Linked DNA regions of Homo sapiens: all the other regions are linked to region 5. The links are chromatin loops, found by intact Hi-C in ENCODE. Cell type or tissue: IMR-90. All regions are shown on one strand. Each heading gives the region's core, and the rest is flanking DNA. Links, peaks and the distances in the headings are about the cores only. Region 1 overlaps LOC105370777 (a long non-coding RNA gene). Region 2 has its middle 130 kb from the start of LINC02694. Region 3 overlaps LOC105370777 (a long non-coding RNA gene). Region 4 has its middle 18 kb from the start of LINC02694. Region 5 has its middle 200 kb from the start of LINC02694. Region 6 has its middle 120 kb from the start of LINC02694.

Region 1 (5,027 bases), core at 321-4,320, 100 kb after region 5:
CCTCTCTCAAAGGTGGTGTCAGACAAGTGAGAGGTCCCTAGGGGACGCCTTTGGCAGCACCTTTAGATGAGATTGGATTTGCTTATTTACCTATCTCAGAGCCCTCTGGACTGGGGCCTCCTTTATGGCAGAGAAGCAGAGAACTTGTTCTATTTGATTTAAGGCCCCCATTTGCCAGAGAAGCAAGAAATCCAATCTCAGTCACAGTTCACAGCTTGGCCCTTCGTTTCCAGAGCTGCCTTGAAATTTAGGGGCTTAAGTACTGCTCTGAAAATAGAGAAAGAGTTCTTAGCCCTCCAAACAAGATGATTGCTATGTAAATGGTCTTTGTCTAAACCCTGTGGTCTATTTAGAGTGGGTATGTTCATTTGATGAGGTCACATAATATACTGGTTAAGAGGACAGCTTCTGTGGCCAAATGAACCAAGCATGAAATCGACACTTTCTAGCTGCGTGGGAAAATTCCCCAGCTTCTCTGTGCCTCAGTTTCCTCTTGCATAAAACAATACCCCTCTCACAGGGCTGTTGTGTGGATTAACAGTGTTAAAGCATGCACAAGGATTACAACAGTGTCCAGAACACTGTAAGAGCCCTGTCAATGTTACTGCCTCTTGCTGTCTGAGCATCTTTAGTTGTGCTCTGAAAACTGCTCCTCCTGGTGATGCCCTCCGGGCTTCCATGTGCCATTCCTTTGGAACCCCTGTCACCCCTCAAAGCATTTCATATGTACACCATAGGAATAGGAAGAAGGTACCAATCCTGTCACGCTATAGCTGATGGCCCCCTTCCTATCCACTCCCCTAAACCCCTAAAGTACACAGCTCTCCCAGATCAAACACACACACCAGCACTTTTTCCTCTGGGAAGGCCAGTACTCCCTCTCTACTCTCAGTAGCAGCCTCTGTCATTTGTCCTTTACTTGCCAAACAAAAGCCTATTCATTTATTTGTTGGAGGTGGGGGATCGGCTTCAGGAAAGCTTGCATCACTGTATTTATTAAAGATTGCACAGCCCAAATGCAGATAAAGCTTCTCAGAGTAGGAGAAGAAAAAACACTACTCTTCCTTCTGAGTCTTCTATGGTAGTGAAGGAAATGACAGACTAAGATGAGAATATTTTGCTCCACTATGTTTGTGTGTATCATCTGGCTCTCCTACTAGATTGTAAGCTCCATATAGTCAGTGAATTTAGCTGCAGAACTTCTTCTGTATTTCACATTTATTAAATAAATTTAAATGAATGAATAAATAAATCTGAATAGGGATTTTATTTATTAGGTGTGAAAGTTTATTCTTTTTACTTTCTCACTCTTTCCTTTCAACAGCAAAGGTATGCTGTTCAATGTTTAATAACCAGCTCTTCATGGAGACGGGGAAGTCCTGATCTGCAGAACTTGCCAATTTCTTTGGTGTGAATATTCCTGTTATAGGTGATTGCAAGTGAGTAGCTCACAAAATTCCTGGAGATTTAATAATTGGCTCTAACATGCAGTTACAGAATAGCTCCAGCATACCACTAAAAATAGGTATTAAATTTGTTTTATATATTATAGGGAAGATCCAGTATTCTTTAACATAAATTGAAACTATAATACAAATTCAATGGCTATTCTTCTAATTATATGACTACATGTATACACAAATAAATGAACAGGTGTGCAGAAAGAAGTTAATGTAGCAGGCCTGAGACTGATATCCAGAAAAAAAAAAAAAAAAGGCTTACAAGGTTGGCCCGTGACTGGCTTTGGGGAACTTACATTCTAGAAGGTTTCCCACTATTCCCAAAACTCCACGTGGAATCTCTTCTCCTCTGTATTATCACAGTATATTGATATACTTTCATTATGGAACTTAATACATTGCCGTATTTCCAGGTCCCCTTAGCAATCCCCATTTTCACCCCCAGTTCCAAGACAACGAGCTTCCCAAGGGCAAAAGCCACTGCTGTTCTTTTTGTGATTGTAGTGGGAAATAGAAGGCCCAGCACCTACTAGGGCATTGGGTTCTCTAAATAGATTGTATTGCATGGGGCAGGGACATTTTAGGTCATGAGAGAGGTTGACTATGGTGTGAAAAATGAAAGACTATTTAGATGGAGGGCCAATTCTGAAGCTTTGTTGACAGTGAAGACAGAAACAGATATCCCTGTCCCTTCTCCTGTCTCTTATCCATACTGTGTTCTGGTGAATGGGTTATGGGACATCTATGTGCCCTTTCCTCATTGTGTTTCCAATGTCTACTGTGCTATGGATATCTGAAGGGCCTCCAATGTGCTTGATCTTTCATAGCACCCCAGGTGGCTGCTCAACTTTCCCAATTCCCATCATATGGAAGGCAGCAGAGCAGAAAGGTTGGGACAGAAACAATACTAATTAAAGGTCATTGGAGAAAGGGTTCCTTCATTAGGAGATGACTTCAAGGAATCAACAGGGAAGACATGAAGTCTCTAATTCTATGAAATTCAAGTCTCTAATTCTATGAAATTCCAGACTTCCCCTTGTTGGCTATTGTTTTCCCATGTTTCATTAAAACTGGTTTCAACACTTCAGTAACATGGAATTTGAAGGCTTGTCTTCCATTTTCACTCAGTCAGGCATGCCTAGCATTTTACTGGTAGACTGAAGGAATGCAGGTCACCCAAACAGGACAGATGACTGGAATAATTTGAAATCATGCCTAGTCTTTTTTTTTTCTTCTCTCTTAGCTCATGTACAGAAATGTTGGAAGCTTATTAACTTCTGGTAAGAATAGTTAACAGCAAGGATGAGAGAAATGAAGCATTCAGATGATTAATATAAAATGGTATCAAAACAATGGGTTACTCATTGCATTTTTTCATTTCCCAATGATGAAAAGCCACTTCCGTTCCTCCAGCTTTGGAGCGAACATAATATAAGCACAAATGAATTGAGTGGGAGAAAGTTTTATGACCTTTATTATTTGGCCCAAGTTCACAGCAATGTCTGAAGAGAATGCCAGGAAATCTCTGTTTAGACTAATTTGCAGAAGAAACTACTGTTAGGGAATGATAGCTGTGTATTTATTTATTGAATTCGTCTCTTGGACATAAACATACTGTCTACTAACCTATTTACATGTTTAATTAAACACATTTTCCATCAGATTAAAATGAGAACAGGAAACTACCTCTCAATGGGTTTATGTGGAGTGTCAGCCACATGCCAGACCCTGCACTAGAAACCCTGGTTGCACAGTGGTTAACAGAACAGACTTGGTCCTTGCCCTTGTGAAGCTTATAGTTTTGTGGGAGAGAGAAATTAAACAAGAAAACAATTAAATGAATAATCACAGATTATGATGTACAATAAAGGCAGTGGGTGCCAGGAAGAAGAACTTATATTTGGTGATGAGAGACCACCTCTCTGAAGAAGGTACATTTAATCTGAGGCCTTAAGGATAAGGAAGAGTCAGCTGGGAATAACAAATGTCTATTTGTGGGAATAAACAAGGAGGGGACGTGCACACAGGCAGAGTGAACAGCGTGTATGTGGATTTGAGGCAAGAAATACCTTGCAGAGATATGGAACTGAAAGACTGTAAATATGGTTGGAGCATACTGAAGAAGGGGAGAATGGTATATGACATCCTCTACAGTAGCTAGCCCAGTCCCCTCAGCACGCTAGGGTTCAATACATCTAGGGTTCAATACATTTTTGTTGATAATGAATAAAGTTCCTAAAAAAATTTTAAGGTTAACTTGTGCCCCAAGTTATGATCTCATCCCCAGTCATTCTAACATCTCTTCCAAGAATAGAAACTATTGGGGAGAGGGCACACAGCCTCCTGGGATAGACATACACTAATGTGGACGCTGAATTTTATGCAACAGAAATAAAATACTGCCAGTGAGTTGTGAATTTGCCTATTGGATTAAGAAGCTTAATTCAATGGAGTTTAATTGGGACAGATTGGTTGGTGATAGTTGGTAGCAGGGAGCTGGAGTGTTTAGCCAAGAACTACAAAAATCTTAACACTCTTTTTGCTATGGCCTCATCAATAACTGTGTCCCTCAGCTTAAATCCAAAGCAAATGGAGTTGATGGGGTGGAAAAAAATTATTTTGTACTCTATCAGTGTGGACCTAAATCACTGACATTTTCCAGTCATGTAAACTTTAAACCAGGAAAAATGAATCCAACTCATGAGGGCATCCAGATTGTATTTCAGCTACGCACAAAATGAAGAATGGGTAGACTACCAAGGAAACAAGTAGCATAGGGTATAGTGCCATGATTCAGTTTCAAATGAAATTCATATTGAGATAAAGACAAATAATTGAGCCAAGTTCTGAACTTATTTCCAACTCTCCCAGACTGGAAGTGCTCAAGAATATACGACCAGCAAAAAAATTCATTAACAGATTCTTTACCTTCTTGAGCACTCTTTTATCATCCTGGAGATTTACTGGAATGAGTTGACTCAATGTAAATTAGAAACATATGGATTAAATATCTCAAAGTCACCAGATGTGATGGAGATTTTGACAAACTAAAAGATCACTGAAAGGTATTTGGAAGTGTTTTCATAATCCAAAAACCACCAGGTTGGCCCATCTTTAAAAATGAAGTTATGACCTTGTAAACATTATAATAGTTCTCATGTTTTTATGTTTAATAACACATTCTGTCATCACTGCTCATAACATATAATTATTTGGGTGTAAAACTGAATATGCAGATGTAAAAATGGTAGAAGGGTGTCCAATGGAGTAGTACTTTTCTAACAGACTATCCTAAGATTCCATGGATAATGGTAAATCAAGAAGTCAGTTAGTGTCATACCTGACAGGGTTCTCATTAGCAAAACCAAAATTTACTCTAGTTAGTTTAAACAGAAAAGAACTTTGCCAAAGGAAATTAGGATGCTCACCAGTTTTCTTAGAGAGCCAGAGAACCAAAGTAGGGGCTATACAACTAGGAATGGTACCCAAGCCACACATCAAGGCCTGCTGCAGCCCAGACCTTCCAGATTGCAGTGAAGATGCTGGTGACTACAAGACACAAAGTTT
Region 2 (5,027 bases), core at 503-4,502, 68 kb before region 5:
CAATCCCATTTCTGGGTATTTATCCAAAAAAAAAATTGAAATCAGGAACTTGAAGAGATATGAGCACTCCTATGTTCATTGCAGGATTATTCACTGTAGCCAAGCATGTTGTCTTTTTACCCCATCTGCAGTACCACTTATGGGAAGTGGGAATGCTGAAGATGAGCAAGCCCTAGAGTGGAGCAGTGGTCCCATTAGATCTGGTTCTAAAAAGACCTCTGCCATTGGCGGGCCAGAATCCAGGAGGATCCAGGCTTCTCTCCTTGTTTTAGATTCACCCCTCTTCCTGGGGCTTGGCTCTGGAGGTTGGTGAGAGACAATGTTGTTGAATGATGGAAAGGAGAAAGAGCAGGGAGGATAATGGGGCAGTCAGGGTAGATTAGGGCATCAGGCATCCTGACAATGACCTGGATGAGTTTGGCCCAAGCCAGCCTGGCCCTGGTCCAGGAAGGGGAGTCCGGAACTTGGAACGCAATGCAGGTCTCTCTCAGGTCTGCTTTCTTTCTTCTCTCACAACCACTGACATATTTGAGCCCAACCCCTCAGTCCTACAAATACAACACCTTCCTTACTTTCCTCCCTAAAGTCTTGAGAAATAGAACTCCTGAGTGATTAAACAAGGTCAGCTACAGAAGAAGAAATGGGAAAATGTACTTTTATTGGATTTTAAATATCATTCTCTCAGTCAGAAAGGATTTCTCATACGAATTCTTTTGCTTAGACAACTGTGTATCAATTGATTCCTAAATGTACTTTGGATGTTGCATCTCCATGCCTCTGCTCAGATCATCCTCCCTGCATAGAGAGCTCTCTTTTTCTGTTAGGTGGCCTAAATCCTAAATACAATTTAAGTTCCACTGCATCTAAGGTGACTTTCCAAATTACTTTAGATTTGGTAATCTTTCCATTCTCTGAATCTCATAGGTGTTGTTATCCATACCATTTATCTGGCACATGATATATATGACTTAATGTTGTCATTTATTTTCTGGTGTTTAGATCCTCTTTTCTGTGTGAGCCTTTTAAATCCAAGTCAGTGCTTTATACTTCCGTATGTCTCCAGTCACACTCGCCTACTGCCTTACACATCGTAGGCTCTCAGTAAGTGTTTGATGCCTATGGTACTTCAAATGCCATTTTCTCTTCCTCTGATCCACTGTCAGCACTTCTTCTGAGCATTGATCAGCTTTTGGCTGCTCAGCATCCATTCCATCTTCTGAGTAGTACTCTGATTTCCACTGGGGGATAGCTCTCACTGATTGTGTGTCCACTTGTTGGGAAGTAATTCCAGTACATGCATTCCACTATGGAATCCCAGAGTGCAAGATCCTTCCTCCTTGCCCATTCCTCAAACTAGATCTTTGGCATGTAACCTAAATTTGGCCAACTAGCTGCTCTGATCCAGGTCTCTGAAACTTGACTAAGGGGTGGAAGGGTAGAAGAATGGTTGGAAGCCACTGAGGGCAGGGTGGTGGCAGAAGCATCCCAACCAGACTGGTCTTGCTACACCAGGGTCTCTCTCCTTGGTTGTGGTACATTCACAGGCCTGGCTGTCCTGCTTTCTGTCAATCATGTGAGCCCACCAAACCCTTCCAATGAAAGCTCTTTCAAAGTAGCTAGAGGGTTTGAATGGATGTTTTCGTTTGTTTATGTTGTTCAAAATGAAGGAATCCTAGCTGGTAGACAACTTATTTCCAGCCCTTATCAACTCTCTCCTGGAATATTGCAGTAAATTTCTTACCTGATTCCATATCTTCCATGTTCCTATCCTTTATTAAGTTTTCTACATTCTTTCCAAAGTGTTATATGTAAGAAAAATTTAAAATCAATGCTGACTTATTCTTGATTTTTAAGATAAAAAATCAACTCCTAAAATTTCTCATGTTCCCATGCCCTGTGCCCATGCTCCAAAATTGGAGCCTGTGATGCAGTGGAAAGAGCATGGCATTTAACTTGAGATCCAAACTTGAAACATGTGGCTTAGCATGTTCGTTAAACTTTTTCATCATTAGTTTTTCGTACGCAAAATGAAGAATATATACTCCTGGAGTGCTTGTGAGCGTTTGATGGGATAATACAACTCCAGCTTTTGCAGCGTGATACATTCTCAGTAGATGGTAACTCCCCTACCTCCACCTCCTTCCCTAGTGGGGCTTGCTGCTCCCTGATGGATCTTGATAAACTCTGGATGAGCTTGGATGCCCTGGAGGTCCCTGGGGTTAAGAAATTGGATGCAGCATCAGGGCATTATGGTACTTGGTTTTATGGCATGGCAGTCATACATGGCATTTTAGGGAAGACAAGAGAGCATGGGGGAAGAATCTGACATTGTGTGTTGAAGCAAAAGGATTGTCATTTGCAGTGTGTTCCTGACAGCTCTGGTTATACAGGTGGGAGAACCGGATGCTTTATTATGAATCAGTCAATCTCTTAAGCAAGTGTTCTTTAAAGTATTTTGATTGCAAATTGCAAAAAATAGTTGCAATTCAGGGCCAGATGCCATGTTTATTTCTTGGTTCTCAGCCTACTCTTAGCAGATAAAAATGACCAAATGTGAGCATTCTGTGTGCTGTGCAGAAGTAACTATCCCTACCAACAGCTATGTGCACCTATGCTCATTTTCCACGGAACCTTCTTAAACTCTTCATGTTTGAAGTGGCCTATTTGTTCTTGCTGCCAAAGTTGAAAGAAATGTTAGCTAATTATAGAGAGGGAGTTTGTCTAACAGAAGGGCTTTTCACTAGAAGCTGAAGGGAGCTGTTTCCCTTTTGGATCAGCAATAGCTTGATGGGTTTGAAAAAGTACACAGTATCATCTAATAATTTCTAATTGGACTCACTTGAGAAAATACATAATGGAGATTTAGATTATAAGGTAGGGTAAGAATATTTGTGTTGATGTATATGTTAAACTAGCAAAATGGGTATCATCTCTGCTCCACTGGGGCTTATAAGCCAAAATGAACATGATGGATCTATAAGTAACAGGATAGGCTCACAGAAGCAGTATCACTTTTTGAGATATCAGGATTCTGAATGTCAACCAAATATATGAGAGTAACCTGCACAGGAGTGTTTTGCTCTGGCAGTGAAATTGTAAATTGCCAGCATAACATGATACTCAAGGGGAATGGCAGAGGGGGTTGCCGGAGGAAGGGTATTTTTATTTCAATGTAATTAGGGAAGGTTTCCTTGCAGAAGTGATGAATGCTTTCTTTTTTGTGCTTTCCTTGAGGCATTAAAAAAAAAAATCTCTATTCTGAGATCTTGGCAGTTCTTTCCAGGAGCTGAATTTGTCCCCTTTGCCCCTTCTCTACACCTCTCCCAATTGCTCTAGATCCAAAGAAACCATGATCTGAGCTGTGAAGTGTTCAGAGTCCTAAGTTCTAACTCCAATGAAGCTCTCACCTTACACAGTACCACATCCAAAAGGGGCCCAGGGCTTTTCTAGGGATCTGTCCTCAAGTTGGAAGCCAGGGGTTCTCTGGGCTGAAAGTCTTTTTTGATCAGAGAAGCCAAGCAGGGTGACACCCCAGTCCCCTGAAGAGGCCACAGAACTTCAGATATATATTTCACATCATAGCACTCAAGTTTAGGCAGTGTTTTGGACAACAAATGTCTGGGGTGGAAATTGCGTGTATGCTGACCGTGAAAATGAAATTAGAGTGTTCCTCTGTCCTTGAGAGCAGGAATTCCATTGTTTGGCCCCATGTGACCTAAATTTGACTCTGAATATCTTTGGATACCACTAATAACCATGACTATTGAATGGTGGGAAGGTGATGACATGAATTTCCTCAAACTCAGAGGGACATTCCAGAGGGAAACTGGGTGACTCCAGTGTTAGCTCTTTTTCTGCTTAGCTATCAGGGGAGTGAATTGTACCTCAACTGGTTCTGGAGCCTTCATTCCTTATCTCCATTAGACGTCAGGAAATGTCTCTAAGCCCTAATCACCCGATGGTATTTTATAAAGCACTATGCCTAAGCTTCCCTTTTCAGTTGAAATGTTGAGGACTGAAGTGGGCAATGAAGACCTTGTTTCTTTGGCTACTAGCCAACCTGGATTAAAGAAGAAAAACAGCTTTGACAGAATTTCTTTTGAGGTGGTCCAAAGACTGTTTTCTGGAACATAAAAAGCATCTATATTCCACTGTGATTTTGTTAACTGTTTGCAGTAAAGTTTGAAGGTGTTTGGCCCAATCTGAATACCAGTTAACCCACGATCTCTGTTTGATACATCTATCCCCAGCTGGTGACATGCTCTTATTAATCCTTTGATCTAGTTGGGTATCTAGTGTGTGGTGCTGAAACAAAATTTTACCCTGTGCACGAATCTCGCTTCTCCATCTTATTGAAAGATGAAAGCATAAGATGGGACATGAGGCAGAAGACAGGGTTTTGGTATCCAGTTCTGGGGCTTGAGGACATTTTAAGCCTCAATTTTATGTATAAAATGGCAACAAAGACTTCTATTTGTCACCATCATTGAAAATAATCAGATGAGATAATGAATTAAAAGTGCTTTGTACATCAAAAAGCCCTGATTAAACAAACACTACTTCTAAACAACTTGATGAATACAACTCCTACTAATATAGACAGGCTAGAAGCAAACTTTAAGCATAGATCTAAATTTTCAAGGAATGGAAAGTGGCTCAATCTTAAGTATCTTTTCACATGACTTGCTCTCTGTTTGGACATTTCCGAGAACTGAAAGTTACCATGTTGCTAGAAACTCATACAGTCATTGGAGGTGTTCTTGGTGCTGAGTGATAGAGCCACTGGGGGTGTTATTTCCCAACAGAATTTCCATTGTCTGCTGAATTTGTTTTTGTTGGCTTGACTCTTCTATTGAAATCTCCCTGATATCCTGTTATTAGGAAACTTGGGGATTATTTTCCCTTCTGTAAAATGGGGATAATATCCCCTAGGGTTTTTGGAAGATTTACGATGAGATATTCTCTGTAAAGTACTTACGATAAAACGTTGTCCACAATATGTATATAATAAATGTTAACTATTACTA
Region 3 (5,027 bases), core at 519-4,518, 230 kb after region 5:
CCAGCTACTCAGGAGGCTGAGGTAGGAGAATGGCATGAACCCGGGAGGTGGAGCTTGCAGTGAGCCGAGATCACACCAGTGCACTCCAGCCTGGGCGACAGTGCGAGACTCCGTCAAAAAAAAAAAAAAAAAAAAAAAAAAAAAGTCTTCTTAATGGGCAGTGAAAAAAAGAGGATAACATAATAGTAGATAATGTTTATTGAACACTTACTGTGTAACAGGATCTTACATACACTACATTAAATCCTCATAATAATCTTAAGATGAAGAAAGTGAGGCAAAGGGAAGTTAGGTAACTTTACCAATGTCATACAGCTATTGAGTGGCAGAGACAGGAACAAAAATAATGAAGTCTAAAAAAGAGATCCATGTGGGCAGTCAAGAAACTTGAGATTTGCTGAAGATGGTGCTTGAGAGGTACCTGATGTTTAGTTTCATTCTACAGTCACATCATCTAGATTTAACAGAGTATAAGTTACTATAGGTCATCTTGTATTCCTTGAATCAGGTACTCGCTAGTCAGTGAATGGTTACTTGTCAAAAGGAAATGAGCTGAATAAAATGAGCTGGGGAGAGGTAGGGAGAGAAACATCGAAGTAATCACAGAAAGTGGAATGGCAGAAGTAGAAGTGGGAATAAGGATAACTCTGCCTTCATCCCCAGGGCAAGTCCTAGATTACATCCAGGAAGAAGTCCAGGGGCACAATTTAGCTTTGTGATACTACCTTGGAGATGGCAGAGCTGGAGCATGGACCAGGGCTCAATTCCCATAACTAAGACAGGAGCATGCTGATGTTTCATATTGACACTGTGAACAACAGACATCCTCTGACTTGGTGACTCGTCTTTGCTCTGCAAATACATATGCTACTGTAATTGCTAAAAAATTACTTTGGACTCGCAGTTCAAATGGCTAAGTAATGTGGCCTCAGGTTTTTCCCAGGAACTCTTGCCATGTTTAAACAAACCCCAAGAATGACTGGGTAACACCCTGAGAATTGGCACTCGGTGGTACGCCAACAGCTTGGCTATCCGGAACGCTTCTGTCTGACTGCTTTTCCAAATTCAGTGTCTCCCAATCCAACCACGAAATGGCTGAGAAAAATGCCTCCATCCATCTTTTCCAGGGCATTCACCTCTTCCACTTCCTCACATGACCCTTTCCTACTTCAGCTGCTTTAGTTGGACTGTTTTTCCTTCCTCACCCTCCCACTCACTTCACAGAGCCGGTTTTAGTTTCTATCTAGTGAACACCGCAGTGAAGGAAAGCCAACATTTTTTTCAATCAGGAGAGTGAAGAGTGGAACTAGCCATCAGGACAAACTTACTTCATCTAGCAAATGTTCATCTGCTATTTTAACATCTTAGTTAGATCATATGGCCGCGGCAGCCAAAGTCCACAGGGCAACAGGCTGTACTGATACAATTAGCCTATGTACCTTCCCATTCCTGGAAGTGCTTTTCCTTGATTATCCTTGAATATCAACAGTTCTTAATTTCCAAAGACAGGACATATAACCTAACTCCCAAATCCCACAAAGAGAAGAAAAACCTGGCTCCCATCCACTCCTATGTTCCCAGCAACAGTCCCATAGACTCTACTTCTTCACAGTTTCGCTGAACAGTTACACTGAACTTTTCCACCACTTATACACTTGGTTGGAGCCAACATGTGTTCCTCCCGTATCATGTTTTTAGTAATTAGAAAGTAATTCTCTGAAGCAGAGAATGCTCTGGTTTGCCAAGAACAAGCTCTGTTGATGACTTCTGAGTGCTGCAAAGGGTTTTGCTGTGGGCTCCATTACAAAAATAATCACTTCGCTGACTACAGAGTCAATTTACTCCCTCAACGTGGGCCACCATTTGCCTAGCATTCTCCTAAAAGAATTTCCCTTTGAAAACTGGAATTTTGTAAACAGTTCATAGTCAGATCCAAGTTAGCTAGAGGTAATGAAGGTCTTTATTACCACTTTTAAATATCAAATGTTGGAATCAATGAAGTAGAATGAGCTCATTATTACTCACCAGATGGTATGAGGAGTCATGAAAGATAATCAAACATTCTTTAGTTTGACAAACAGTGGGTTTCCCAGCCCCCTAAATAGTCTTTTCTCCATTCTAGATATTAGGGTAAGCATATGATTATTGTCAATGTATACAGGTAACCAGTGCTGGATTCACACAGAACTATGAAATCAGCAAAGCTGACCTTCACTGTGTCTCCCATCCTGAATGTATTTTCCAGCTTTATAGTTTCCCTTCAACTTTCATTTTGAGATGCCTTTATTCTAAGGCTTCTCTATAAAATATAGGAGAGTGTTAATGGCTGAAACATTATTTTTTTTTCAAATCTATTTTTATGGTATTCTTTTTTTAAATTTTATTATTATTATACTTTAAGTTTTAGGGTGCATGTGCACAATGTGCAAGTTTGTTACATATGTATACATGTGCCATGTTGGTGTGCTGCACCCATTAACGCGTCATTTAGCATTAGGTATATCTCCTGATGCTATCCCTCCCCTCTCCCCCTACCCCACAACAGTCCCCGGTGTGTGATGTTCCCCTTCCTGTGTCCATGGACTGACACATTATTGATGTTCATAGGAAAGTTGTTTTAGCCTGATGGGATTTTCTAAGATGCATGCGTGAAATTCTAGGCACCAGCCATCAGGGGGAGCAGTTGTGGTTTTGTGTGGTGGGTCTTCCTGGTCTTTGCGGAATCAGAATTTAGTCTTACAGTTTCCTGCAGGTGAATAACCTACTTTACCAAAATGTGGAGATGGCTCATTCATTACCTGAAGAAGAACAAGGATGCAACTACTGTTCTTTAATGCTAATATGGAGCATCACATTGTCATTTGTAGTTAGGAATGACTTTCCCTGATAATAATGTCTGTTAGGTTCTGGCAACATTCTTTCAGACCTGTAAGTCTTGGGTAATAGTCACTGGATAATATTCGTAGTTCTCTCCCGCAGTGAATAAGTGGTGAAGGTTAAATTATTCCAAAAATGGATGTGGGCAATATTTAAGAAATTCTGATTTTATGACTTATGTTGCCTTGAAATATAATATTTTAATCATATATTTATATAATTTTTACTTAAAAGGAACTCAAAATACATTGCAGATGTTATTAAGGTGAGGAGTATAGCACCATAGTAGCTAGGATTTATTGAGTGTTTCCTACGTGCCAGGAGCTTCAAACAATTCTACATCCACATGGCAATCCTAATAAATAGATATTATTTTTATTTATTTATTTATTTATTTATTTATTTATTTATTTCGACGGAGTTTCACTCTTGTTTCCCAGGCTAGAGTGCAATGGTGCAATCTCGGCTCACTGCAACCTCCACCTCCCGGTTCAAGTGATTCTCCTGCCTCAGCCTCCCATGTAGCTGGGATTACAGGCGCCTGCCACCACGCCTAGCTAATTTTTGTATTTTTAGTAGAGACGCGGTTTCGCCATGTTGGCCAGGCTAGTCTCGAACTCCTGACCTCAGGTGATCCGCCCGCCTCGACCTCCCAAAGTGCTGGGATTACAGGCATGAGCCACCACGCCTGGCCCTATTATTTTTTCTAATTAACAGATGAAGGAACATATTAAGCAATTTGCCCAAAATCACAGGCAAGAATTTGAACCCTATTAGTCTGACTCCAGAGCTTGGGTCTTAGCAGCACCAAAGGTAACAGTACCTATGTTTAAAAGGATAAAATTAGGAATTTATTGAAAAATATAAGTGGTCAAGCTGGGATGGAAAACTAGTTTTGTTGTTGGTCTTTTTTCATTCCCAAGCAAGAACATGTTTTACTGCCTATCCCACTGAATTCTAGCCAAAGATTTCTCTGTAATAGAACAATAGAATAACTTTCCAAAATATGGTAAGAATGCAGATAGACTAGCAGTGGAGTAAATTCCCTTTCTCAAAGCAGGCAAGGAGGGTGCAGAGGGGTTAATCCTGATGACCCTTGTCAAGGGAGGACACTCCCAGATATAGCCTAGGCCATAAGGCCCAAGTCTCTTCTCTTTCTGAAATTCTGCTCTATCCCCTTTTAGCTTGTGAACCCAAAACTGGAAAGCTGCTTGGCTCTGTTTCCTCAGTTTTTGTTCTTGACATAGCAATCCAACGTTACTTACTCTTCATTTACTCTACACCTACCCCATCCGTCCTCAACAGACCATGATATCAGACCTTGGTTTTTAATTCCCCTCCCTTTCACTTAGTGCTTTAGGAAAGACATTGTTGACATTGGACCAAACCTCACTATTATTAACTCAGACCTGAGATACTTCTTCTGGTATATAACATTGTTTAACAGATTTCAAATACTCCAAACTGGATTTTCTTAAACCTCTAATGCAGCAGAATCATAGAGATCTTTAAAAATATGGATTCTAAAGAAAACATGACCTTGAAATAGACATATAGTTACAAAATAGGAAACAAAAAGCGTTAAATGAGAATGCACATTTCATGACAATTACTCGAACTTACACATGTAATTCTGTGAACTTTTCTGTGTGTTATACTTTAAAAAAACAAGTTTACCTTCAAAAGTATATGTTTCTGGGGTTTTTCTCCAGGCCTCATGAGTCAGCAATTCCTGCATTAGAGTCCAGGAAATTTTATTGTTAAATTGTCCTTAGTCATTGAGATAAGCAATTAGTTTGGCGAAGTACCAAAACTCCTAGGAGAGCAAATAGTATGTTAAGAATTCTAAGGCCAGGAGGATGAGGTTTATTTCCCACACAGAGAATGATTCTGGAAAACAATTAGATTGGGAAAATGTGCATTTCACTCCTACAAAGTCATGTGCCACTGCCTGGATGAACAGAGTATATATGTGATGCAGCCCCCTATTTTAGTCCACTAAGAGCCACCTTTCTTCTTTCAACTGCAGCCTATAGCTGTAGAGACAAGAGCAGAACTGCAGAATGTCACCATTTGAGAGGCCCTTTACCCACATTCTTGTCCTGATGAGTCACTCACTGGTTAAATACAGTAGGTAACCTTTGTGTGCT
Region 4 (5,027 bases), core at 496-4,495, 180 kb before region 5:
GAGCTCATCCCTGCCACAGAATTCTGACAAGTGAATAGAGTAGATGATTAAACAGGCTGTCAATGGTGCAAATATGTCCACCAACCCAAGATAAAAGATGACAGCCTCTAATGATACTTTAAAAATTCTCCTGGCCCACTGAAGGGGCACTGGCACTTTTTGTTTAATTTACCAGGATTCTTCAAGCTATTCCCTAGCTCTACTAGGTGATATTAAGTGCTAAACCCTTTCTCCCTCTCTTTTATTCACCTGAGCTTTAACCCAAACTTGGACTGGGCTTTAGGGAGATTAGGAAATTTTGATGAATGAGATGCCTAAAAGACATAAGACAAAGTCTCCTGAGGATGATTATTTATTTAGAGACTGGGTCTCACTTTGTCGATATGCAGTGGCATAATCACGTTTTACTACAGCTTTGACCTCCTGGGTTCCAGTGATCCTCCTACCTCTGCCTCCCTAGTAGCTGGGACTATTGGCATGCACCACCATGCCCTGCTAATTTTTTAGTTTTTTTGTAGTGACAGGTCCCGCTATTTTGCTCAGGTTGGTCTTGAACTCCTGGGCTCAAGTGATTCTCCCACCTCGGTCTCCCAAAGTATGCCACCACTCCCGGCCTATTCTCCTGATGAAATAGCACAAATAGTTGTCCAGGTTAAGGAAAAATCTTACTAAATGGCAATAATGCTAAAATTAGCATTGATTTACATTTTCAAGGCTTGTTAAGCACTTTATTATATGATAATGATTTATTTTGTTAAAACATTTTAGAAAACTCGCAAACGATCACAAGGTAGATCTTAATAGGTATGAGATAAATTACCAAAAGTGAATCTATACCAAAGCAAAGAGAAATTGTCTTAATGACCAAAGTTCTAAAGTCTTTTCCAGAAATGTCTTCCAGGGTGGGATTGCATTGAGAAGACCCACAGATGTTCACCCTTCGAAAGACTGACTCTACCTCTGGAGAAATTTTAACACTCCTTCAGGGAGGGAAGGAGCTATTTGCGATGCCCTGATTTGCTCTGCCAACTTCCCATTCTTCTCCTTCCCATGTGATTGGATGTGTGTGCTATCTTTCCCTTGTCTGTGGCTATGCTTGGTTCCCTGGCATTTCCTCCTCCCTTTATTACCTGGACATTTGTCTATCCTGCCTCTCATTTTTCTTTCCAGGAACACAAAGGGTCCCGGAATTTTTATATCTGCCGTGATCCGTTATGATTATATTTTAAAGCTTAACTCTCCAGATGGCATTACTTTATGGACGTTCATGTTGGAATAGGGGAAATTGTCTGTATGTCCTCCACGTCTAGACAACGATATTTCTGCCAGGAACGTCTGATAAGGTCATCTCCAGGTTCAGCAGATCGTTAAGTGGTGGCAGCGTGTCCCGATCTTTCCTGAGGTGCACTGCAAATAATTTCCTATGATTAACGTTATCTTAGTACCAATGCATGTGAATGTTAATTCTTGAAAAATCAGAGGATTGCAAGTTATTCCCATCACCAATAATACTCATTCCTTAATATTCCAATGCTTTCTGAAGTAGAAGAGAAAGCTGTGACGTTGCATCATTAAATCAAAATGGACATGACCCACAGTCAATCTGGGTACCTACGAGGCAGTGTATTTACATGTCTTTATTATTTTTCACGGTGGGAGGTAGCAACTGCATCATGGAAAATATGGAAAAAACTCAGTTTTTTTTGGAATAATAAATCCAGAAGCCAAGAGGTCCCCCAGCCCTTCTCCCTCATGAATATTGAGCTTACTTTGAATGACATAAAATTAAAAGGAAATTTCTTTTATAGTTTAGTTAAGGCAACGTGTATTGGCTCAACATGATTCATGATTAAATATATGGATCTAACTCCATCCAACACAGAGACCTGCCCAGCCATTTTGGCCCTGCCCACGAATGGGCAGTGCCTTCTCTCTCTGCCATCTTTGCTTCTCTCTCCTTGCTTTCCTGCTTGCTCTCCTTTCCTGCCTGCGTGCTTCACTGACTTACTCACCATATTCCATCGCTCCTCTCTCAACAGAGAGTCTGTCTTCCTACAGTGTGGGTGCCTGCCAGCAATAATGGAAACAGTGGAAAATTTTCTTGTGGTTGGAGATGAAGCCAACAGCAAAGGAAGCTCGTTCCTAGCTCTGCTCTCCTCCCCTGCAGACCCCCTTCTCTCAGCTCTGCATTCAGGCTGGGGACTGGGAGTACAGGACTTGTGGCCAGAAGATCCAAGAGATTTTTTGCTGGCTTTTGCTGCCTGAAGTGTGCTCTGAAACAGCAATCAAAAAGGCTTTCTGGAGGCCTGGAAGGATGGGAGGGCACCAAGCAAACACAGTTCTCCTTCAGAGAAAGCTGCTGGACACCAAAGAAGGGCCCCCAAGCTTCATGAGGTTACTGTTGCAGACCCCCTGCAAACACAGGGGCCCAGTGAAATAAATACCTCCATGCCCTGGGGGCCTATCTGGCCCTGTTAAAACTGTGCCCCTGCATGTTTGGGTTAGTTCATTAGAGAATTTCCAAGACTCTTGAAATGCTTGTGGGTAACCTGGAATTTCCTTAGAGACCTGGCTGCCGAGATCACTAACCAGCATCAGGGACCTATGCCTTCTGTGAGAGACAAAGACAGTTGTGTAGAAGTGGGTCATAGGAAATTTTTGGAAGTTATTCAGCCACAGATTCCTTTATAAAACACAAACACACCAACTATAAAAGTTCTAGAATGTGGCAGAGAAGACCTAAATCTCAATCAAGGCAGAGAGATGTATGCAGCTGTCCTTGTCTCTGCTAAAGGCCAGCTTTGTAATATATATTTATTGATACAGGCTCACACAACTAATGGGATAGACATCGACTGCCATTTTTAGTTCTCTCTCTTTTTTTTTTTTTTTTTTAAACAAATCTCTCACCCAGGCTGGAGTGTGGTGGCATGATCTTGGCTCACTGCAGCCTTAAGTTCCTGGACTCAGATTCTCCTGCCTCAGTCTCCTGAGTAGCTGGGACCACAGGCATGCACCACCACTCCTGGTTATTGGTTTTGTGTGTGTGTGTGTGTGTGTGTGTGTGTGTGTGTGTGTGTTTTTGTTTTGTTTTTTGTTTTTTGACAGTTTCGTTCTTGTTGCCCAGGCTAGAGTGCAATGATGCAATCTCAGCTCACCGCAACCTCTGCCTCCCACGTTCAAGTGATTGTCCTGCCTCAGCCTCCGGAGTAGCTGGGATTACAGGCATGCACCTCCATGCCCCACTAACTTTGTAGTTTTAGTAAAGATGGGGTTTCTCCATGTTGGCCAGGCTGGTCTCGAACTCCTGACCTCAGGTGATCATCCCCTCTTGGCCTCCCAAAGTGCTGGGATTACAGGCATGAGCTACCAAGCACGGCCTTTAGTTCTCTTTGATGTTGAAAGGCAAAGACCTGATGGGATTCATGAGGATCCTCAAGATCTTATGGCACAGAACAATGGTTAAACAGTAGATTTTCTGAATAGCGACTTAACTGACCTTTCCTAGCGATGTTAGGTTTAAGTTCCATCAGAGGAACTCTCAGGAATGGACACATGGGATCTTTTTTTGGGATGAAACGGGTCACTTTCAGCCTCATCTCAAGTACACCCTTGAGACCCTGGAAATACTTCGGGGGGCTACCCCATTCCTTAATTTTCTGTAGTATCAGTGAGAGGTAAAGCCAGCTGGATTTCCTGGGTTGAGTGGGGACTTGAAAAACTTTTCTGTCTTACAAGAGGATTGTAAAATGCACCAATCAGCACTCTGTAGCTAGTAAGAGGATTGTAAAACGCACCAGTCAGCACGAGTCTAAAAGTAGCCAATCGCAAGGAAGATTGAAAAAAGGGCCCTCTGACAGGACGGAAATGGAATATGGGAGGGGACAAATAAGGGAATAAAAGCAAGCCCCTGCAGCTAGCAGCAGCAACCCGCTCGGGTTTCCTTCCATGCTGTGGAAGCGTTGTTCTTTGGCTCTGGCTCTTAGCAATAAATCTTGCTGCTGCTCATTCTTAGGGTCCATGCCACCTTTAAGAGCTGTAACACTGTGAAGGTGAGGCTTCATTCTTGAGGTCAGCAAGACCACGAACCCACTGGAAGGAACGAACTCCGGACACATTAGCATGTTCCTTTCTTGTATAGAACATTATTTTGTCATTTTTGATTCACTTGACAAATATTTACTAAACATGTGCCTGATCCTTTATTAAGTAGTGAGGAAATATGGTGAGCAAGACAGACCCAGGTCCCTGCCCCTCACAATTATAAAGTCACCATAAAGAAGGACAGGCGGTCCCTTTGATGCTGCATCTGTGGGCATAGGCTCTGGAGCCGGGGCCATGTTGCTTTTCTTGCCTCTCTCTCTCCCCATCATTGTGACTTCTGCAGTGGCTGAATCAAAGGTAATGAACTAATAACATGTCTCCATTTTTCTAATTGTTTTCCAAAAATGAGTAAGTACTCAAAGAATAGAGTTTGCTGTAGTGTGTGATGGTTGAGGGTTGGGAACCAAATAACCTAGGTTTCAATCCTCTTTCACCACTTTATTAGCAGCATGACCCTGGGAAATATTTTTAAGTCTGTCTCTGCTTGTCATTTCTTGTCTTTAAAGTGATGATGATTATATTCTCTACCTCACAGGGGTTTTGTGGGGATTAAATGAGTTAATAATCAAAAAGTATATAGAATAATGTCTATCGAGCGTTCAATAAAATTAGCTATTGTTAATTACACTAAAGCCTAGGGGCTGGAAAGGACTTGGAAAACCCAGTCTTCAGTTCAGATAATACATACTTTATAACCATGAACTGAATATAACCATGTATTCAGTTCAGATAATACATACTTTATAAACCACGGCTAAGATGGATAGGGAGAAGATGACAGAAATAAATGGGAAAGCTCACTCTCTTCAGATTCTGCCAGTGAATTATCTGCATCAGGGCATCTGGAGGTTGCCCAAGGGATCAGGATGCATGAGAATTTAAGAGGTATTGGGTGGTATTGACCTACTAGGGTCCTGAGGAAA
Region 5 (5,027 bases), core at 320-4,319:
ACTGTGAAATACTATGCAGCCATAAAAAGGAAAAAGATCATGTCCTTTGCAGGGACATGGATGGAGCTGGACATGTTAGTTTGCTGAGGATAATGGCTTCCAGAACATTAACACAGGACAGAAAACCAATCACCATGTGTTCTCGCTTATAAGTGGAAGCTGAACACTGTGAACACATAGACACAGGGAGAGGAACAACATACACTGGGCCTGTTGGGGGTGGGGGGCAGGGGGAGGGAGAGCATCAGCAAAAATAGCTAATGCATGCTGGGCTTAACACCTACGTGATGGGTTGATAGGTACAGCAAATCACCACAGCACACGTTTACCCATGTAACAAACCTGCACATCCTGCACGTGTTACTTGGAATTTAAGAAGAAGAAATAATGTAATTCCTGAGAACATAGCAATGAGTGAGTGAAATAAAGTCCCAGCTTCCACGGGGCTTACATCCTAGTGAGGAGAGACAAACAACAAGTGAGGGATTATAAAAGGAATAAAAAATAAGACAGGATAAGGGGATATAGTCTAATTGGGGAGTGATTTTAATCAGCGTAGTCAGGAAAGGCTATATGTGATGAAGACATTTCCATAGAAACATGAATACAGTGAGAAAGTGAACTTTGTAGTTTTCTTTTAAATCATTGTAGATGCATTCCTGTCAGCCTTGGAGAAGTATGAAATGAAAGAGGGATCTCCTAGTTGACTGATGTGGTCATTTCTAGAAAAGAGACACCCTGGGACTATAGACCCAAACTGCAAACTGAACGGACTCACTGAACTCCGTTAATATGACTGCTCTATCTAGGGGCCAATGGCTCAGTGCTGGGACCTGGACTGGGCTGAAGAGGAGATACACAAACAACTCTGGACAGGTGGAAGGAACCTGCTTCTTTGGTTCTCAAAGGAAAATAAAACCCTCATTTTGTAGGAGAGGCTGCTGCTGAAGTTGCTGGAGAATATCAACTGCTGAAAGACATCCAAAGTAGATTTTAAATGTTCTTTGGGACAGAGTTACAAGAGCTTTCTATGAACATACTTTGGGTGGAGTGATCAGGCATGTCAGTTTGCCTCAGCCTGATCTGTAATAAGAATAAAAAAGACTTTGATGGTTGTATTGCAGGTATTTATAGATTTTTAAAAATGTTTCTTCTTGTTGCTGGTGAAGTATGCTGTAAAGGGAGCCCCATTAAACAGAGTCAGTGCTTCAGCTGGTGTAGAAGCCTGTTGCATATTAAATGTTTTATAGCTGAACTTTATTACACTCAAACTTCACAGAGACATTTATGAACCTTATTGCATTCTGATGTGAAATGAGCCCAGAAAGGTATTTCTGACTTTATGGGAATGGAACTTTTCATTGTATGGAACATTCAAAAAGCTGCTGAATGCCAGAGTTCAAAGTGATTTTGCAAATGTCAATTCCTTTAATAATCTTTGAGACCTTAAGAAATTGCTGATGACTTCTACGTCTTGCATCTAACTTCTTTTTCTTTTGCTTCAGTTGTGGAAAACATGTACAGTTGCCTCAGTAAAAGGAATGTGTGGAGTTTGTGGTTTATGCTGTATTCATGCCATGGTAAGAAGAGAGACCCTGTTTATTGCTAGAGGAGACATATAAGGAAAATAAAAGGGGGAAATATCATTTAATAGATAAACAGCCATGCCCAACTTGACATTTTTCTAACCCCTTCAAGGACACACATTCCTGAAGGTCTGTGAGTCAGTACTTAGAATACATTTGGAAGATTAACCATTAACTTGCCTTAGGGAATTTTCTGCTATGCTGACCCATGGAAACTTAGGCCTTTCCAATTCTCATTCATTCATAATTAATTTATTCCACACTTACTGAATTCTTTGTATCAGACACTGTTCTAGGTTCAGATGATAATCAGAGGAAAGCCACAATTCTCAAAGAGTTCATGGTCCAGTCCTGATGATTAAGCAAAGAAACAGGCAAAACAGTTTTCTGATTACAGATGAGAAAGATCCAACTTAGTCACAGTGTGGGAGTTGGGAGAATTCAGGCAGAACATCAGGAAATTCTGGGAGGAAGCAGCCCCTGAATTGGGTCTTCAGGGATGAGTAAGAGTTAGGCAGAAGACGTTAACATTGTTACATGTGCACAGTGCCAAGATAGGCAGTGGGAAAGATATATACACATTCTGAGATCAGGGAGAAGCATGCTTATTAAATAATCATTTAGAAAAAGTGGGACTCAAAATGAGGACCTGCTTCCCATTGGGATCAGTTCTGTAAAGCTCAGGTCTTAAGTATATAATAATCCCATTATCTCACTCTGTTTATTTCTATTGTAATAGTCTTAATACTTGCCTTGTACCAATGGTTTATACATTGTTTTCATGTGTATTAAACTATTTAATCTTCATAACAACCTGGTGAGATTGGTATTATAATTACTTTATAGATGAAGAAATGAATCAAAGAGACATCAAGTGACTGTCCAAGGTCACATAGCCTAAATGTAGCTTTATTGAGCTTCTAAATAGTTATTGATTGACTTGATATATATTCATTCAACACTGTAAGTATGTATCTGTGTATTTACTCAATGCACATTTATGGGGCACATACTGTATGCCAGGCAGGCACTGTTCTAGATTCTGGAGATACCACAGTGAACAAAGATAATTTCAGATTATGATCAATGCTGTAAAAATAGACACAGTCTTAGCGTGACTGGAGGCAGGAATCACATTTTAGATAATTGCTTTTATTTTCTTGGCTCTCCAATGTTTATCTAGGGTTTCTTTCTGGGTTTTTATCTAATGTATGGTATTCAGTGGAAATCTGCCAAGTGCTCCCATGAGTAAATCACCATCTGAGATTCTTCTGCTATTTTCATCAATGTATAAGAAACAATAAGAGCTCCCATTTATTGAGAGACCTGCATGTGCCAGCCTCTTCGATGGATATTTTTTTATTAGTCTCATTTATGGGGTGCTGGTAGAGTCTATCAAAGCCCCAGGATTGTTTCTCAGCTGATCTTTTATTACTTGCAGGGTGCATTAATCACCTTCTTCCTCCCAGAGGCAGGGGACAAATCCCAGGATAACTCTCTGTTCCAGCTTCTTAGATGTCCTGCTAATAGCCATCCCTGCTGACAGCAACCAGCAAAGGCGGCTGCCCTACAAAAACATCCTTTCAAAGTATTTTTCTCTAGAGCTTTTTTTTTTTTCCCCCAAACCTTAAATGTTGGCGAGAATGCCTCACTATTTATTATTAAAAACATGTCTGGGGATGATGATAGTGTGTTCGTATGTTCAACAACCAAAGCTAACCACAAGTAGGTAGTCATACAGGATACTCTCCAAGCATGTCATAAGGCCTCACTGATCCCAAAATATTATCAGCACCATCAGCCTGCAATCACACTGCCTTCCTCTCTGCCATGACTGATTCTTTAATATTAGAGTAAAAGTCCAAAGACAGAGCTTTGGACAGGGCCCTAGAGGAGTATGATGGCCCCAAGAGGGAAGGAGGCCTCCCTGCTCCATCACAGCAATCTGGACGTCTTCATCAGTTAGTGGATTATTACTTGGAAATCTAAAAGAACTGGGCTTAGATGGATTAAAGATGGGCAAATAAACCATTCCAGGATGGATTCAACAGTTGCAGTCCTGGAGGAGGTGCCAGTGTAACAGCACTGGGCCAGGAGGGGAACCTGAGTGGTAACAATTCCCTCCTGCTCATCCTCTTTGTTCCTTTTTATGTAGGGTTAGCCTTTGAGACTCCGACAGCATCATGGCTTTGAAGAACATGACACTGCCCCCTGCACATAGAGCCTCTTCCATTTACTCCCTCTTGGGCTTTGGGCAAGCCACTTAAGCTTTTTGAGCCTGTTTCTCCATCTTTAAAATGGAATTAAAATATTTACTTTTTATTTGAGATTGAAAGCCTCTCAATCTTTTTTGAGACTGAAATAATAGATGATGTCTTAGCCTCTTTAAAGAGATGTGTGTAAGTCTGCTTCACCACAGGCAATTGCTGCACGGAAGCTCAGCAATGTGTGGTATTATGGAAATGCTTCAGAAGCAATCCTTCTGGTTCTCAAGGATTCACAAATAAGACTCAACAGAGTACCTCTGCTTTGTTTGCAACAACAGCCTGACTTGAAGTGATCCACTGACTTGAAGTATTTATACTTCTCCAAACAAGGGATGTGATTTGGTTTTTGCCTATTTGATATGAAACATGCTGGTATGCCAGCATTTGAGCCAGTTTTGAGTTGGGGGCCTTTCTAATACATTTATAGCATATATAGGCCTAGATAGGATTACTTTGGTTTATGCCATGATTCCTGTTTCAATCAGCAATAGCAGGAATTATTCCACCCAAAGTCTAAGTTTGAGCCACTTTTTCTTGGGACTGTTACCATGATAGGTATTGAGAGGCTAAAAGATGTGTTAGTGGATACAGTAGGGGCATCATAGAGCATAGCTACATATATATGTAGACAAGCTCTACAAAACTGAAGCTTAATTAATGGCCTAAAGACTAAACTGTGGGGTATTAAGGAATATCAGCCACTCTAGAGCAATGTGGTAGGCAGCCAGAATCTCAAAAGGCCCCAGTGTGGCCACATCAGTTCGGGATACTCACATATGCCTAGAGAAGAGAGCACTGCTTTGAAGCATCCAGTCACAGTTCCATGCGGACAACACCGTGGGCAAGGTCTTTTTGACTCTGAAGGATCGTTGTCATTTATATACAATGCATGCATATGATTACACATACTAATGAGAAGAGAGGGACAGCAGCTGAGTGTCCCAAGTGTTTATCATGGTTAAATTGTTTATTTGATGTCACTTAAAATAACTGGCTTCTAGACATAAATAGCTCGGATGAAGATATAAGACCTGATAGCTGTTTTGGCTCTTTCCCCAAGTGATAAAGTTCATAGTGAAATGGCTCCAGTTGACTTTTTAGAGAAATACATAGCTGCATTTGTGAAAAACAGGAAGTTAACTGCAGAGCCTCTCAATTTATTTCTCTTACATCT
Region 6 (5,027 bases), core at 630-4,629, 78 kb before region 5:
TCACATTGCTGTGGGTCCTCTCTTGTATTGCAAGACTTTCCTTCTTCCTAGTAGCATTTTTGAGACTTCCTTGATGTTTGAGCCAGGTTGGTCTCATCAGTGCATTTTTTATTCCCTTTCTTTGGAAGTGAGTAGAAATGGCCAATTCAGATGAAAGCTGTCACCCTCTGCAGGGTCCTTTCTTGATTCTATGGCTGCTATCACTTTTTCCCACTCTCTGGTTTCTGGCCTTTCCCAGTTCACAACATCTTCTGAAGCCACACTTGTGGTGAAGTCTTGGGGCTGGAAATGGAAATTTTTCTCCCTGAGAAGCCTGAGGCTGTTATTGTTAAGTAGCTGCAGATTTTCAAAACTTTGAGGATCCAGGACAACAATAGTGCACATTGTTTTCCCTGTTATTTCTTAAAAAAATTTATTGTTACATAATAATTTTACATATTTATGGGGTACGTGTGATATTTTGATACATGCATACATGTGTAATGGTGAAATCAGGGTGTTTAAGGTTTCCATCCCCTTGAACATTTACCATTTCTTTGTGTTGGAAACATTTCAAATCTTCTATCATTAGACTCTGTCTCAACAGCTCATATTTTCTGCCCTTCAGTCCAAGAAATGTATGAGAATAGTTGTCAAGTTCACTCACCGTAAGGGAAAAGAACATCAAAACCTTAGTTTCCTCGTCTACAAAATGGGATTATAACATGTAAGTTTACAAGGCTATCATAAGAATTAAAATAACGAATGTGGAGTCACTCTACGGAAACATACCAATAATAATAAAAGCAGTTTAGAAGTATGCAGAAAGTAGAGTTATTCTCCATGACCTTGCACTCCGTGCCCTAGTTCTGTCCTCCTCCGGTTATCTTCAGGATCCTCTAGATTCTTCATGATGTATGGGCTCTTATTAATTCTAGTGCCTGACAGGAAATTGAGGCTGACAGTTTAGTAACTTGCTGGGTGTTAGCACTTTTTATCTTACACTCCTGCCAAACATATGGTAAAGGCGATTACTACCAGAGAGAAGACTGAGCGTCAGGGTGGTAAGTGGCATGAGGCAGCCATGTGTGAGACATGTCCCCTGTGGATATGGGTAAATTGGGTCCTGCAAAGTACCTGGATCTAGAGAGAACCATGCTGGAAGGAAAGTCTTGCTTCTGATGGCAGAGTCAATCAAGCAGGGCCAGCCTGATGACCAAAAGACGTGAAGGACAGGGAGCGTCTGGCAGATTCAAGAAGGGAGCAGAGTGCTGCGTGCCACCTGTAGCTTCTTTCCGTGCTTTCTAATCCATCATCTTGTCTTTGAAAGTATCTCCTGGGGAGAGGCCCTTTGGCAAGAAGGCAAGCTGGGCCTGTTCTCATCTTTTCCTCTATTCTCATCCCAGTTGGAAATAAATACCTCAAAGCTGGTTGACTTTCCAGCAGGTCCAATTTGTTTCAAAGTCCATTTTCAGTCAATTTCATCGGCACATTCTTCCAGGAAAGATGAAACTATTCCATGGAAATGGCTGCTGGGGGTATGGCCTGTGGACAGAAATAGTTGAGGTTATTGCCTTATGGAGCGTAAGCTTCAGAAATGCTTGTAGAGGTCAAAGAGGTGCCTCCCTTCTCTTTTAAGAAATGAGAACACTAAGGCCACAATGGGCAGGCAACTTGCCCAGCGTGTCACTTGCAGGTGTCCTGCCTTTCGAAGTCTCCTAAAGGGAACGAGGGAGTATCAAAGACCCACTGCTTCAGGGAAAGAAATGAGATGACAGAGCTGGTCAGCTGCAACCGATCTTACCAAAGGTTGGGTTAAGAAAGTGGGAGTGCATAAGCCAGGGCAAGACAGATTTCTCGGAAATCGAGAAACAACAGAGTAATACCCAAACAGGGACTTGGAGCAAACGAATCAAAATCAAGAGCCAATACTAGATGGGGACATAGTGACGCTAAGAACAGCTGAGAATGATTTAGGATCAGCATGGTGAAAAACAAGCTATCTTCAAGTTAATAAAATCAAACAGGAGTTCTAAGAAGTGAAGGCAGCCTCTGGATTCTTTATTGCCTTCCCATTATAGGGAAGGCCTCCACAACCTGGCCCAGTGGATGTTTTCTGTAGTCCCTGTTGACTTACTCAAATGCAACCACTTCCAGCTCATCAGATCTATGCCCTGTGTCCTCTGCCTCTGGAGCTTTCCTCAGGCTGTCCTCTCTGCATGGAATGCTGTTTCCCCTTCTCTGGTCCAGCCGAATTCTACATATCCTTCAAAGACCAGTTCAGTTCCCACATCTCCATGAAACCTTCCATACACACTGGCTGAAAGCATTCTCCCTGTTTGCTGGTCTCCAGTTACACTGTTGCCTCCTCCTATCTTATACACAATTAGAGTGATCTGTGTGCAGGCATTCTAGGACTAGCTTCTCCTGCTTTTTGGAAAGTCCATGAGTCCATCTATAACCCACAGGGACCTTACCTGTGTGCCTCACGCATAGTAGGTGCTTAAAAAATATTTGCCAAAAAAGTGGTCATCTAGAGGGGTACACATGAGAGTATCAGCATCATACTTGGCTTCAGCCAGATTCTCACTAGGGGCATCATGTCCCTAAGTAAGGAGAAATGTGGAGAAGATGAGAGCATTCAGAAGAGAGCCACAGAGATAACGCATTTAAAAATAGGCTAAATAAAGTCATATTAAAGGAAAGTAAAGCTTAGGACTTTTCCTGGGAAGTGAGGCACATTCGTTAATCTTTCTCCAGGCCTATAAAGGGCTTTTGCCCAGAGAAATGACAGCAGCTGCTTTTCATCCCTGATTAAATCAGATCAGTTGGAAATTAAACAGAAACATCGTTCAGATCACAAATAGGGAAAATATTTCTGAGAGAGGGTGATTAAACTCTCAGAGGAGTTACCATAGGGATTTGTAGACTTTAGGTCTCCACAGGATTATTAAACAGATTCCTGTGTGTCAAGGCCAGTTTAGTGGCTCCCTCTGGAATGAATGCCATGGAATGAACTTGACAATCTGTTCTCTCACACCTCCCTGCGCTGGCCAGGTGTCGGCCCTAGGTGTCACTGGCGGTCAGTTCCAGGCTGTTCCAGCAGGGGGCGGCCACGCACAGTGAAAGCCCACAGGTACAGCCGGCCAGAATGGTTCGAAAGAGTGAATCTACCAGGTTTGTGAGTGGACCAGGGACCCAGGTGTGAGGTGTGCAAAGAAGAGTAAGCACTTTCCATGGGCACGCCCAGGAAGCCACCACAGATCCTCTCACTTTCTCCACGCCCCCCTGGGTGTTAAGAACAGAAAGTGCACTTGGTAACTTGGAAAAACCCTCTCTCTGCATTGAGGCACAGTCATTTCCAAAAAGTCCCCAGAGCCTGTGCTCAGAGAATCGGGTGGTGTGCTGAGACTTCTTTGGATCTGCTTCTGCAACCCAAGCATGGTGCATAAAACTTTATCCAAAGAAAAAAAGGCAAAATGAAAAACAATTGGTGAAGAGGAATAATGGCATAGGTAACTCAGAAGAGTAGTGTCACTTCCATTTGATTTTAAAGATATATACACACAGGCACACAGGGCATCTGCCTGCCTGCTGTGTTCCCAAGTCTCCTTCTGAGGAATGCTGCTCTGGTGCATGGCGTTTCCTTGTGCTGTGTCTGGTAATTTGCTGGCTCCGCTGCCACCCAACAGGCCGGGCATTGGTGGCTCAGCTGCAGGCAGCCTCTACGGGCTCCGTGGAGGTGGCCCCTGCCTGTGAAGTGGGCAAGTCTAACAGCACCTCCCAATCGGGATGCCGCAGATTAAATGGGACAACCAATCAGATTAGACCCCCTCTCAGGGACGGTGCTGGGATGAGATTTACCAGTCAGGCAGTAGGCAGTTGCTGCAGTCTCCTGAATGAATAAAGCCTGCTTTTATCCCAGTCTTAGAGGTTGTTGGGCCCTGCAGTCCCCTGGTCTGCTGAAAAGGCTTTCTTTGTGTTCTTGCTTCCCATCTAACTGTACAGCATCTTTCCATCGCCTCAGTGACCCAAGTACCTCTCTCCTGTTCAACCTGTCAGTGTACAATAAACACCCCGAGATTCCCCTTTCCTGCCACCCCCACTCCCTGGCAGAGGAGGTTTTGAATTGTTTTAATTTTGCATCCCCTTGAAGAAAGAGTTCAGCTCAAAAAATCTAGGTAGCTGGACCCCTAGAAATCACAATTGTGCTGTGTTGAAAAGATGCAACAGACATGAGCCCTGAGGTGAAGGAAGAATTACTGCACTTTTCATGTGGCTCCACATTTCGGCTAAGTTTGAGACAACTTTTCTTTTGCTGGTTTTCTGTATCTCTCTGCTTTCTTTGCGCACCCCATGCTCAGGGTTGTTTGTTTTGTGTCGGTGGTATGTCTTCAATCCGACTTCATTCTGACATCCTTTAGATTAGGAATTACGATTTATCCAGGATTGGTTTTATTATTACAGTGAAGGCCCACTAGGTTCAGTCAACTGAAAACTGGTGGCATTCTTCCCAGCAAAAGAGAAGGTTAGCCTGGATGTCTTTCTGTGAAAGACAAGGGGTTTTTAACTCTGAGATTGAACCAAGATGTTGATAGATTGGAAGATGGAGGTGGAAAGATGGAATGCAGCCAGGGGTGGATATCCTTAACGTAGTCCCGGCTTTGAAAATGCAGTGCTTTCTTTGGGATTATTTCAGATGTCAAACGCAGCAGGGTTGACATCAGTACACAGCAGGCCATGGATTATGGCTGCCTCTAATGACTGTGTTCCACTGTGTTTATTGTTCTGGATGTTAATATATAGAGTAAATGATAGTCCTTTAATTGAAGGTTGGAAATGCCCCATGCCAAGGCGCCCGGGTGGACACATCATTAACCACTGAAGTGAAACCCAAGACACTTGCTGGCCAGGAAATTATAGCCACGGAGACCATCTTCCTATTTGTGTATATGGTATGTGTGAGAGAGAGCGGGCCCAGCAACTGGCCTGCACCTTATTGGCAGTTCTTGATTTTACTGGGAGGAGAAAAACATCATTTAGAAACT

Evidence for each region. Peaks named below come from ENCODE experiments on the same cell type or tissue, not always from the same donor. Only the 100,000 strongest peaks of a DNase experiment are listed, where the experiment ranks them.
Region 1: a loop joins it to region 5, with 4 times the contacts of the local background. A loop is called at or near these places in 3 of 110 quality-filtered maps.
Region 2: it touches region 5 in a loop (3.0-fold over the local background); 4 of 110 quality-filtered maps call a loop at or near these places.
Region 3: it touches region 5 in a loop (3-fold over the local background); 2 of 110 quality-filtered maps call a loop at or near these places.
Region 4: it touches region 5 in a loop (5-fold over the local background); 2 of 110 quality-filtered maps call a loop at or near these places.
Region 6: a loop joins it to region 5, with 4 times the contacts of the local background. A loop is called at or near these places in 4 of 110 quality-filtered maps.

Annotation. Positions count from the first base shown.
Region 1 is chr15:38,993,577-38,998,603 of GRCh38, forward strand. The region is part of intron 2 of LOC105370777 (a long non-coding RNA gene); the gene reads right to left. Among named protein-coding and RNA genes, the nearest start is that of LINC02915, 250 kb to the right of the region's middle. In IMR-90, for the core only: no CTCF peak of the experiment used is centred there; a DNase peak (open chromatin) is centred at 2,685; H3K27ac peaks cover 2,380 bases.
Region 2 is chr15:38,824,547-38,829,573 of GRCh38, forward strand. No RefSeq gene overlaps it. Among named protein-coding and RNA genes, the nearest start is that of LINC02694, 130 kb to the left of the region's middle. In IMR-90, for the core only: no CTCF peak of the experiment used is centred there; no DNase peak of the experiment used is centred there; H3K27ac peaks cover 214 bases.
Region 3 is chr15:39,123,424-39,128,450 of GRCh38, forward strand. The region is part of intron 1 of LOC105370777 (a long non-coding RNA gene); the gene reads right to left. Among named protein-coding and RNA genes, the nearest start is that of LINC02915, 120 kb to the right of the region's middle. In IMR-90, for the core only: a CTCF peak has its summit at 2,680 (motif pointing right); DNase peaks (open chromatin) are centred at 838, 2,008 and 2,698; H3K27ac peaks cover 2,734 bases.
Region 4 is chr15:38,712,394-38,717,420 of GRCh38, forward strand. No RefSeq gene overlaps it. Among named protein-coding and RNA genes, the nearest start is that of LINC02694, 18 kb to the left of the region's middle. In IMR-90, for the core only: no CTCF peak of the experiment used is centred there; DNase peaks (open chromatin) are centred at 2,058 and 2,598; H3K27ac peaks cover 2,887 bases.
Region 5 is chr15:38,892,801-38,897,827 of GRCh38, forward strand. It overlaps a transcript of LOC105370777 not described here. Among named protein-coding and RNA genes, the nearest start is that of LINC02694, 200 kb to the left of the region's middle. RefSeq lists an enhancer at 868-2,067. In IMR-90, for the core only: no CTCF peak of the experiment used is centred there; DNase peaks (open chromatin) are centred at 1,621, 2,031, 2,801 and 3,311; H3K27ac peaks cover 3,613 bases.
Region 6 is chr15:38,814,801-38,819,827 of GRCh38, forward strand. No RefSeq gene overlaps it. Among named protein-coding and RNA genes, the nearest start is that of LINC02694, 120 kb to the left of the region's middle. RefSeq lists an enhancer at 3,306-3,455. In IMR-90, for the core only: a CTCF peak has its summit at 3,078 (motif pointing right); no DNase peak of the experiment used is centred there; H3K27ac peaks cover 1,490 bases.